Regions from separate parts of the Homo sapiens genome. Here regions 1 and 2 are each linked to region 3. A link is a contact called in ENCODE Hi-C or POLR2A ChIA-PET data. All regions are on one chromosome and are shown on one strand. The core of a region is the stretch at or near the end of the contact, and the rest is flanking DNA. Distances in the headings are between cores, read along the strand shown.

Region 1 (3,894 bases), core at 107-2,606, 380 kb after region 3:
ACATTTAACCAGCAACTACTCCCCACTCCCTAATCTCATGTCATCATTCTCTGAAAATGCCTTTACTCTGTCCTACATTTTGATCTTAGGTTGCATAGGTATAGAATTCTTGGTTGGAAATTAGTTTTCCTCACTTGAAGACACTGCTCCATTTTTCCCTTCGGAAGCTTTAAGGATGGTTAGAGTATGCTCTTCAGCCCTAGTACTCTGAAATGTCATGAAAATGTACCAAAGTTTAGATTACTTTTCTTTCATTGTGCTGAACACTCAATGGAATGGGCCCTTTTGATTTGTAAATGTGTGTGTGTGTGTGTGTGTGTGTGTGTGTGTGTGTGTGTGATCTCTCTTCTTCCTGTTTGCTCTGTTCTCCCTGTCTGGGATAACTTATTTACTAACTGTTTACTAGAGTGGGTTGCTTCTGTAAATGACGACTACCACCCATTGTGTGTTGAGTTTTATTAGTTTTTGCATTAGGCTATTTTCCTGTCTTATCCCAAAGTCTGGAAGGAACTTACTATAACCCTAAGTGCTCTAAACCTATTCTCTTGATCATCACTTGGCAGACAATTGCACTTAATAAATACTTAACAATTGCCAAATGAACATTAGTTACTAGGGACTCAGAGGTGACCACATGATGACCCGAAACATGACTAACTATACATATGCCACTGCTCTAGGTGAGTTGGATGGGCCTGCATCTTCTCCCCCTGTCCTCACTTTCTTTGTTGGCTTCTGTGCTTCCTGACTCTGACTCTCATAAGTCTGATATTAGCTTCACTTGTGTCTTGACGCCACCTTACTCACCAATTCTCCCAAACTGTCTCCAGCCCCGTTCTCTGTGCATGTAACCTCTTGGTTCTTTTGGTCCTAAAATTCCTAAGATTAATAACCACCTAAAATATTATTAATTTACCTTTATTGGGCAAAACTAGATATCATAATCCTCACTTTTCATATGAGGCAAGCTGAAGATTGTCTGGATAAAAAGAATGAGGCTCTCAATCTAGGTCTTAGTCTAAAGTCTCATGCTTTTTCAACCTTGCATGCTGCCTCTCAGTCTGCACTGTGTTATCAGGAGCAAATGAAGCAAGCAGTGTTAGAATCTGCACAGATTTTGGTTATGTTAATGGGCATGCAAACTCTCCCTAAAGTTTTCTCATTTTAAAAGCTGATTTCTGCAGCTAGAGTGATAAACACAGAAGAATGGATTTCTGTTAATAAGAATTAAGATGAGGTTATAGTTATGGGGATGGTGGGGTCAGGGGAGGTGGGCTGGATTACTGAGGATAGAGAGCCTTTTGTCAGTGCCATTAAAGAACCTCATCCAGGCACTGCTTGGACAAGCAGAGCCAGGTGATAACAGCAGAGTTTTTGTTGGCATTGCTTCTCCCACAGATGACAAAGCCAAGGACAATGTGTTCCAGCTTCAGGGGGAAGCAAGTTGTGCATTAGGAGGTAAATCTGTGGCTTGCAAAAGGTTGAATAAGATGCCTCTTAAAAAAAGCTCAGCAATCAGCTAAATTTAGCGTGGAGAGCACCATCCAGGCCAAGAATATTCTTTGGCCTTTGGCCCATAGCATTTTCATTTGACGGGGAATTGGATGCATTTTCATTTCCTCTAAGCTTTTCTCTTAACTCTCAGTACCTTCGCCTTTGGAGGCAGGAGTCTATGTGCTAATAGTTGGCTGAGGCCCCGTAGCTGATTCATGTTGGGTTAGGCTGTTGTTACATTGCTATAAAGAAATACCTGGGACTGGGTAATTCATAAAGAAAAGGGCTTTAATTGGCTCACAGTTCTGCAGGCTGTATAGAAAGCATAGCACCAGCATCTGCTTCTGGTGAGGTCTCAGGAAGCTTCCAATTATGGCAGAAGGCAAAGAAAAAGCAAGCATGTCACATGGTGTGAGTGGGAGCAAGAGAGAGACCTGGGACTATGTGGGGGAGGCACCACACTCTTTTAAACGGCCAGATTTCATGAGAAGGAATGCACTATCACAAGGACAGCACCAAGGGGATGGTGCTGAACCATTCATGAGAAATCCCATCACCTCCCACTAGGTCCCACCTCCAACACTGGGGATTACATTTCAACATGAAATTTGGTGGGGACATATATTCAAACTATATCACATGTCTCTGCTCATAATGACAGTTAAGGATGGTCTTGCTGCCCATTTTCAGTGAGAGATTGGGTGTTCACTGTGATGTTTTCATATAATGTTTTTCGTATGTCATCCATCTGGAGGAGGCTTTCTTGACTCTCCCCTCTCTTCTCATTATCCTTTGCATTCCCTTCTCTGAACTTTATTCTTTTTCTTTGAAGTTGTTTTCAAAGACAAGAAGATCTTTGGCAATGCGAGCCCTTTGCAGACCATAGTGAATGCCTGTTCATCTGCTCATTGATTCAGTGCCACTACTGCATGTCAAATGCCACAGCTTCCAGGGTACCCAGCTTTCTACCTACCATCTGATTTCCCAGAATGTAGAAATGGACATCCAAATCTGTGGAAAATTCAGAAACAATAAGATAGAGTAAAATAAAGTGTGAACTCTGGCATCAGCAGGTCCAAGTTCCAATACCAACTTTGCTATTTACTTGACATGTTATTTACCTCTCTGAGCATGATTTTTCTTGTCTGTGAGAAGGTGATAATAACTTGTAAGTTCTTTTCTGGCTTAAAAGGGGTACTGATAGGTATTCTTTAAGTGTCGGTTTTCTTCTCTCTTTTCTTACAAGGAACAACTGGTTTGGCTTTGTTACTCTTTACTCTGCCCTCTGATATTGCATATTCAGCAGAACCGATCTCTGGGTCTTACAGTCACCTAGCTGGCTCATTGTGAACTCTAGGGAGAGTACCTGGTTTTTGTGCCTGGGTACTTCCACTTCCCTTTCACCAGGTTTATTGGTTTGTTCCTCAGTAGACCTGAGTAGTTTTTTATCCCAACCATTAATCTGGTTTGGATTCACTCATTCATTAAACAAATATTTATTGAGCACTTCTATATGCCAACACTGTGTTAAGTGCTGGAGACATATTCTCTGTCCTCAAGGAACCTACAGTTTAGTGAAGATAGACAAGTCAATGCACAACTACAATGGTGTCAACTAATGCCCGTGTAGGTGAAGACACACATAGAAAGGGTACTGAAACCAACCTGGGGACTCACCAAGGGCTTTGTGCAGGAAGAGACATTTATACTGACATTCAAGAATGAGTAGGGACTGGCCAGGCAGAGACATGGATGGGTAGAGTAGGTGTGAAGGATGATGAAAGTGAAGGCAGTGCATATATGTGCAGCATCAAATAGGCTGGGCCTCCGCAGAGATTGAGCTGACTGTGGCACTGTCTACCTACCAGCACCTGGGAGGCTGCTGGGATTGGAGTTATTTTAGGGAGACAGATCATCAAGGATGGCTGGCAAGACTTGTCTCTTTGTGAAGTATTTTACAAAATACTTAATGACTTTTCAGAGACTCTTTGGAAATAGTCCCAGTGTGATATTTCTGTTGGTCAATGGGTAGGTGTTTGCATGCATTTATGTGTGGAGAGGTGCAAAGTGTAGGGGAAAGTCACTTCTCTCTTAATTTTTGTGCCATGATGTTAAATGTATTTTCTTTGTGGGACATTTATTCTTGAGGTCCAATCAGTCACTTTGAAGAACAAAGTGTGACATCTTCAGCCCAGCTGGGCCCATGTGCCCATGCCTGCCTGAGTTGCTCAAGCCCTCTCATTGGTCCTAAACGAGACACTGCTACTTTAGACAGGGTTTAGGTTGGCTGATGGGGAGGAGGAACATATAACATGTGAATCAGGGTCATGGATCCCTGCCCAGGCATAAGGGGCAGGCATAAGTGTGTGTGTGTGTGTGTGTGTGTGTGTGTGTGTGTGT
Region 2 (3,696 bases), core at 512-3,011, 280 kb after region 3:
TTTCTGTCTGGTCCCAGGCTTGACAGTGAATGCTCGTTCCACCTCTAGATTCCCATCGCTTTTATAGCATTGCGTGAGATCATCACACTCCTGGAAGAATAAAGCCTCTGCCTCTTACGCCTGCCACCTAAGACTGATTGCTTTGTGTTCACGGTCCTCAGTCCATAGGTGGGCCTGAGTGCTGAAATGCCAAATCTGCAGAGAAAAAAGCTTCACAGTGACAGTTTTGAGAGAGAAAACCCTTTTACTAAGTGTATAAAGGTTTTTGCAGAACGAATACAATTCACCTAATGATTAATACCATAAAAAATCGGCATATTGATCCCTTTGTCAGTGAAATAAATTGATCAGGTGCTCACATCACGCCAGTGGATCAATTTTACTGCATCCGATGAGCCGACAGCATTCTTCATTGGATAGTGTGTTAACACCTTAATTGATATATTTCATAATTTTATTGTGGCTTATAGTCACAGGATTGCTTCTGGGGATAATAATTTATTTTTTTATTGGCAAGAGGTTCAGAGCAGAATTTGTGTGGTATTTCTCAAAAGTGGTTAAAACTGAGACATGTGTAACAACTGGAAAACTCCTCTGGTCTTTGGATCCAAACGAGACAGTTCCTGATCAGTGGTGTTCACGTGGGAATGAGCATCTGCATCCACAAGTTTGGAAAGGCCCAGTAAATACCAGGTGGTCCTGTAATCTCAGCATTTTGGGAGGCTGAGACAGGAGGATTACCTGAGGCCAGGAGTTCAATACCAACCTGGGCAACAAAGACAGACCTCATCTCTTAAAAAAAAATTAAAAAAAATTATCTGGGTGTAGTGACCTGAGCCTGTGGTCCTAGCTACTCAGGAGGCTGAGCCTGGAGGATCACTTAAGTCCAGGAGATAGAGGCTGCAGTGAGCTACAATTGTGCCACTGCACTCCAGCCTGGGTGACAGAGCAAGACCCTGTCTCAAAAAGAAAAAACAAACAAACAAACAAAAAACCTACTAGGTGCTCATAAATTATAACTCTGATTGGTTTATTGTAGTTGAATTGCACTGACTTAGACTCTGTTCCAGTTTCCTAGGCATCAGGACCTACTCAGTGTTGTACCAGCCACTGAATCACTGCTTTCTCTGCCTAATTTGCTTTCCTGGTGTCATTGGGGAGACGTGGAGCTTTCTAGGATGCTGGAAACTAGGGCAGACCCACTTCCCCTGGAGGCTGGTTTCTAAATGCTGCTGACAGCCCTCACCATGCCCTAATAGGGAAATATAAGGCTAGCTTCCCTCAACCACTCCCTACCTCTCCATGCCTCTGCCATTCAAACCTTGCCCAAATATTTGCAGGCACACACAAATCCTGAGCAAATAATTGCCCACAGAGTTAAATTGTTTGTAGTATTTAGTATTCTGTGCTGCTAGTGTCTCTCACACACTCTATGATTTTTTTTTTTTTTTCAGATAGAGTCTCGCTCTGTTGCCCAGGCTGGAGTGCAGTGCTGCGATCTCTGCTCACTGCAGCCTTTGCCTCCTGGGTTCAAGCAATTCTCTGCCTCAGCCTCCTGTGTAACTGAGATTATATGTGCTGACCAACATGCTCAGCTAAATTTTTTTGTATTTTTAGTAGAGTGGGGCTTTCACCATCTTGGCCAGGCTAGTCTTGAACTCCTGACCTCGTGATCCACACACCTCAGCCTCCCAAAGTGTTGGGATTACAGGCATGGGCCATCGTGCCAGGCCTCACTCTATGATTTTTAAAGGCAACTGGCAGCAAGCACATTTTGGAGGGTGTCCACAGCACAGAGACAGAGTGAGTGTGTGCAGAACTTCTGGTCCCTTCCAGCCCTTTCCCCAAGCCCCTCACTAAGCACCTGATGTGATTATTCTGTGCTAAAAATAGGAGTGTTATCACAGCTCTTCGGCAGGTGGGAAGCTTTGTGGAAAGAGATTTGCCTTTATGTTTTCCGGCTCCCTTTCCAAGTCCTTGAGTGCCAGATGGACGAATGCAGCTTGATTATCATGTGTGTACAGGGTGTGCTGGGAGATGAGCAGGAGCAGCTCACCACTCATGTGCATGGTCAGAGGCAAGGCCAGGGTGGAACGACTTTCCCAGTTCTCTCCGCAGCCATGCTCATTTCAAACCATGGCATTAAAACCAGTCACTTGTAAATGTGTAAAAAAAATTATCTTGGAAAAATGCTGAAGTTTGCTCTTTTACTACCACACTTGGGATAATATTTGATAAAGGGGTGATTAGGGAATATTAAATCTAAATGTGAGGAGAATAAATTCTTTTTCAAATTATGTATTTATTTATTTTTATTAATTTTAACTTAGAGATGGGATTTTGCTATGTTGCTCAGGCTGGTCTCAAACTCCTGGCCTCAAGTGATCCTCCTGTCTGGGCATCCCAGAGTGCTGGGATTACAGGCGTGAGCCACCATGCCTCCCCAGTTTAAAAATATTTATTCAGTTCCTACCAAAGCAAGAAAGGTTTCCACACATTTGGTGACACTAAGAGTTTATAGTCTAGTTCGAGGGTCAAGATATAAACATAGAAGTTTTGATAATATAATAAATAGTTTCCAATAGCACCTTTTTAGCATATTTAGGGTTTTCTCTTATTTCTTCTGGAATACCTCTCTTAGGAAAGTAGGCAGAGCGGTTAAGCAATGTATCCGACTAACCAAGTAGCCCCCAGCCCAGGAGGAATAGATAGGCAGGGGTGAGGTAGGATGAAGAAGGGAAGGACAGGTGGCAGGATTCTCCAGGAAGCCAACAAGGGGACTCCACAAAGCAACTCTACCCCTGTACTTGATTACATAAAGGCAGCGAAAGAGGTCTGCATTGGGAAGACACGGAAGTGAGCGTTGTTACTGGTGACCTTTTGCCCCAACACCTTGTAATTTCTCCTAATAGCACCATTGGATGTGTCTGTCAGAGCCAGGCCCTGAGGGCTCACCCTGTGTGACCCAGAGTAGGCTAGGTGGCTCCTCTCCATCAAGTGAGTGAACACTAGATTAGCTTGTTTCTCACCCACATAACAGTCCAAGGTCTCTCCTCCATGTAGTCATTCAGGGACCTAGATTGATGGCTGACTGTCTTCCAAGGGTGGGTGCCTTAGCCTGGCTTTTCCCATTAGAAAGCAGAGTCAAGGGCTTGGTGCAGGGGCTTTAATTAGAGGACTTAATTTTGGGATTCAAGGGACTATGAGAAGGTTGCTGGAAAAATGGAAGCAGGGGTTAAAGTGAAGCCATCACAAGCATGGGCTACCAAGCTGGACCTCATTGTGAGAAACAGAGGAATCACCTCACTGGGAATTCTGAGGACTTGTGTATGAGTTTGCTAGTGCTGCTATAACAAAGTACCACAAAGCTGGGTGGCTGAAATAACAGAAATGTATTGTCTCACAGTTCTAAAAATCCCAGATCAAGGTGTTGGCAAGGTTGATTCATTCTGAGGGCTGTTAGGGAGAATCTCTTCTATGCTACTTGCCTAGCTTCTGGAGGTTTGTTGACCCTCTTTGATGTTCCCTGGCTTGTAGGCACATCACTCTGATTGCTGCCTTCATCTTGACATGATGTTCTCCCTATCTGCAAGTCTATCTTCAAATTTTCCCTTTCTAAAATGACACCAGTCATATTGGAATAGGGCCCACCTTGAACTTGATCATCTGCAAAGATCCTATTTCCAGGTAAGGTCA
Region 3 (3,628 bases), core at 1,096-3,595:
TTAAATTGCTTGTGATTAAATAAGAGTTTCTTTACTTTTTTTACTTGGTTGGAATTGGGTATCACATTGCTCTGCTGTTGAGACTCTGTGGGATACGTTGATAAGAGAAAAGCTTTATTGCTGCCATCTGCCATAAGCAAACTTATTCTTCTGTTGATGCCCCAGGTCCAGTATCTGTACCGAGTGTTTTGCCGGCTACGTCCTGGTGTTTCTATCCTTGCACTCCATGGTCGACAGCAGCAAATGAGAAGAATGGAAGTCTATAATGAGTTTGTCCGTAAGAGAGCTGCAGTACTCTTTGCTACTGATATTGCAGCCAGGGGTCTGGGTAAGAAAACTTCCTATCATGAAATTTCTGTGATTGTGTGAAATGTAATTTGCTTATAAAGTATATTTTGGGAAATCTGATAGACTCAAACACTTGGGTTTCTTTTCTTATTTTGTAAGAGAAAAGTAAGTAGTAAATTGGTAGCAGTTGACTAACATTAAGGATGTATCAGTGAAAATTTCCACAGTATTTGCATCTTTTTTACTATTTCATGATAATCACACCATAGAATCCTGAGGAACCTACAAAATCAAAGGGGGTTAAAAGTTTAAAGATATGAAAACAATTCCCATTTCTTTGAAAATTGGAAACTTGTTTATAGATACTGAACTCATTTAACAAGAAAAATCAGTGAAGTCCATGTTTTCATCATTCTAATTTTTATCTGATAAATAACTACATTTAGCGTAGTTAAATTTATTTTCAAAACCTGCTTTGTTGATTATACAACTCCTGGCTTTGTGGGAATGGGACGGGGATGGACGTAACTAGAGAGGAAAACTAGACTTAGGAACAAAGGGTGAGAATAAATAGGTGATAATTTGAATCCTTCAGTCACTTAATTTTATTGTATTGTTAATTACAGCAAATTTGAAGCATAAACAAAAGCTGAATATGTTTAATCTACCCTCATATACCCAGCTTTAACAATTATCTTTTTCATAATCCTCCCCCTGTCCCTCTTGGAGTACTCTAAAGCATATCTCAGATGCCATATTTATTAGTATAGGCTGGAGTACAGTAGCATGATCATAGCTCACTACAGCCTCGATCTACCAGGCTCAAGTGATACTCCCACCTCAGCTTCCCCAGCAGCTGGGACTACAGGCATGCGCCATGCCTGACTAGTTTTTATTTTACTTAATTTTTTATTATGCTTTAAGTTCTGGGGTACATGTACAGATTGTGCAGGTTTGTTACATAGGTATACATGTGCCATGGTGGTTTGCTGCATCCATCAACCCGTCATCTACATTAGGTATTTCTCCTAATGCTATCCCTCCCCTAGTCCCCCACCTCCAGACAGGCCCCAGTGTGTGATGTTCCTCTCCCTGTGTCCACTCTTCAACTCCCACTTATGAGTGAGAACATGCAGTGTTTGGGTTTCTGTTCCCGTTGGTTTGCTGAGAATGATGGTTTCCAGCTTTGTCCATGTCCCCATTAGAAGTGGTGCTTTCGGGTTATTAAATATTAGGGTATTTCACTGTTTGTCCGACACAAAGCAATCTGTCTCTTCCGTGTCAGATACGAAGTAATCTTCATATTCAAACAGTCATTAATTTTAGTTCATTTTGTCAAGAGAAATGTTTACTATCTCTTGGTTCATGCAATTAATTTTATTTTTAATAGAGTTCATAGATGATATCCATCAGTTTGATGTGATGAAAAGTCCTGGCAAGCAATATTTTAAGATAAAAATAGTGCAGCAGGGCAGATCTTGCAACCAGTTTCTTAACTTCACATCCCTTCTCTGTAGATTTCCCGGCCGTGAATTGGGTTCTTCAGTTTGATTGTCCTGAGGATGCCAACACATATATTCACAGAGCAGGTAGAACTGCCAGGTAGGTGTACTGACTAATTTCTTTTCTTTTGCTACTATCTAAATAACAAAGCATGCTTTTCCAACTGCAGATAAACGAAGAAAGGAATCAGGTAAGTGAGTGCTGGTTTGGCATTTTGTGGTGTGAGTTGACAGCTACTGTAAATCATTATGGCTAAGACTTGATTAGTGCTGCAAAAAATCCATAAAAATCTTATTTTAGTTTGTTTAAACTTTCTTGTACTTTACTTTTCAGCAAAACTGCTCATTGAAAGTCATCTCATTGAATCCTAATGACCTGTCAGTTAGGTCTAGGACTGCAGTAGTCCTCACTTATCCTCAGGGGTTATGTTCCAAGGTCCCAGTGGATGCCTGAAATCTCAGTACCAAACCCAATATATGCTATGTTTTTTCAGTCTAGTAACTGAGACAGCTAAGTAACAAGTGGGTGGGGTCTTAAGCGTGCATATGCTGGACAAAGGGATGATTCACATTGTGGGCAGGACACAGTGGGATGGTGTGACATTTTATCAGGCTACTCAGAAGGGTGAGCAATTTAAAACTTATGAATTGTTTATTTCTGGAATTTTCCATTTAATATATTTAATATTTTTTGGGCCTTGGTTGACTGGGGGTAACTGAAACCACAGAAAGCGAAACCACAGATAGAGGGGGGACTACTTACTGTATTATTAAATCCCTATTTTCAGGTGAGGAAACTGAATCTTTGAGCAGTTAAACAATTTGTTCAAAGATCCACAGAGCCAGGATTTGAACCCAGGCAGTCTGGCTTATCTAGTCTAGATCTTGTGCTCTTACCTTCTAAAGTATAGGCTAATAAGAGGCTAAGTGATTTGGAATCATAGATATCTCTTTTTCCTTTCTTCCTAGTTCAGGAAACAGAGACATTGCTGAAGACCACTCCCTATCTCTCCTTCTTCCTATACTCCCCACTTCCTCCCAAAAGTATCCTATGTTTGCTCAAGAGGTATGAGGAACTGTCTAGAAAAGAATGTAGTAGGCTGGGCATGGTGGCTCATGCCTGTAATCCCAGCCCTTTGGGAGGCCGAGGTGGGCGGATCACGAGGTCAGGAGTTCAAGACCAGCCTGAGCAACATGGTGAAACCCTGTCTCTACTACAAATACAAAAAAATCAGCCAGGAGTGGTGGTGTGCGCCTGTAGTCTCAGCTCCTTGGGAGGCTGAGGCAGGAGAATCACGTGAACCCGGGAGGCGGAGGTTGCAGTGAGCCGAGATCGCACCACTGCATTCCAGCCTGGGCGACAGAGTGATGCTCTGTCTCAAAAACAACAAAACAAAACAAATAAAAAAAAACCATAGTAAAGTCAGTCATTTGGAATTAAGTGGCATAGAAAGGTATATGAATGAATCAAAAAGGATTACACAATCTGTCATTGCTGTTAAGCTGTAGCAGCAAAGCTGGGAGGTATACATTCTTGGTGGAATTGTAAATGGTTAACATTTTTCTGGATAGCATATGGTAATACTTATTAACAACCTTACAGTTCTTGTTTTTGTCTTAGTAATTCCACATCCAGAAATGGATCTTAAGAAAATAGAGAGCTGAATAAAGTTTCAATGTACATTTGTCTTGCTGATGTTTGTAGTGTTTAAGAATTGGAATTTATTATGATCTTTAGATTATGATTATGGTTAGCCACAGATGGACTATTTATTCAGTTTTACATTTTTGCTCTGTTTTCTTTCTCATCAAAACTGGATGATTGGGTATTTATCATA

What was found. A loop is a pair of places that touch in the nucleus more often than their neighbours do. ChIA-PET counts read pairs that join two places held with the same protein, here RNA polymerase II (POLR2A). Pooled maps may share reads with other maps.
Region 1: a map with no recorded cell type shows a loop between it and region 3 (4-fold over the local background). The contact joins two enhancer-like sites. A Hi-C loop is called at or near these places in 1 of 168 maps with a recorded cell type or tissue (Caco-2), 1 of 37 single-sample maps with no recorded cell type and 2 of 50 pooled maps. POLR2A ChIA-PET finds 5 or more read pairs at or near these places in 1 of 52 experiments (MCF 10A).
Region 2: a map of PC-3 shows a loop between it and region 3 (5-fold over the local background). The contact joins two enhancer-like sites. A Hi-C loop is called at or near these places in 1 of 168 maps with a recorded cell type or tissue (PC-3), 3 of 37 single-sample maps with no recorded cell type and 2 of 50 pooled maps.

What each region holds. Positions count from the first base shown.
Region 1 is chr11:109,070,380-109,074,273 of GRCh38, forward strand. No RefSeq gene overlaps it. Among named protein-coding and RNA genes, the nearest start is that of C11orf87, 350 kb to the right of the region's middle. Within about 2 kb of position 1,357, at least 3 of the 41 ENCODE cell types and tissues checked have a DNase peak (open chromatin) inside an H3K27ac peak, as active enhancers do.
Region 2 is chr11:108,973,955-108,977,650 of GRCh38, forward strand. No RefSeq gene overlaps it. Among named protein-coding and RNA genes, the nearest start is that of DDX10, 310 kb to the left of the region's middle. Within about 2 kb of position 1,762, at least 3 of the 41 ENCODE cell types and tissues checked have a DNase peak (open chromatin) inside an H3K27ac peak, as active enhancers do.
Region 3 is chr11:108,691,711-108,695,338 of GRCh38, forward strand. DDX10 (DEAD-box helicase 10) reads left to right here. Exons shown (of 18, transcript NM_004398.4): 8 at 166-328; 9 at 1,806-1,890. Among named protein-coding and RNA genes, the nearest start is that of DDX10, 28 kb to the left of the region's middle. Within about 2 kb of position 2,346, at least 2 of the 41 ENCODE cell types and tissues checked have a DNase peak (open chromatin) inside an H3K27ac peak, as active enhancers do.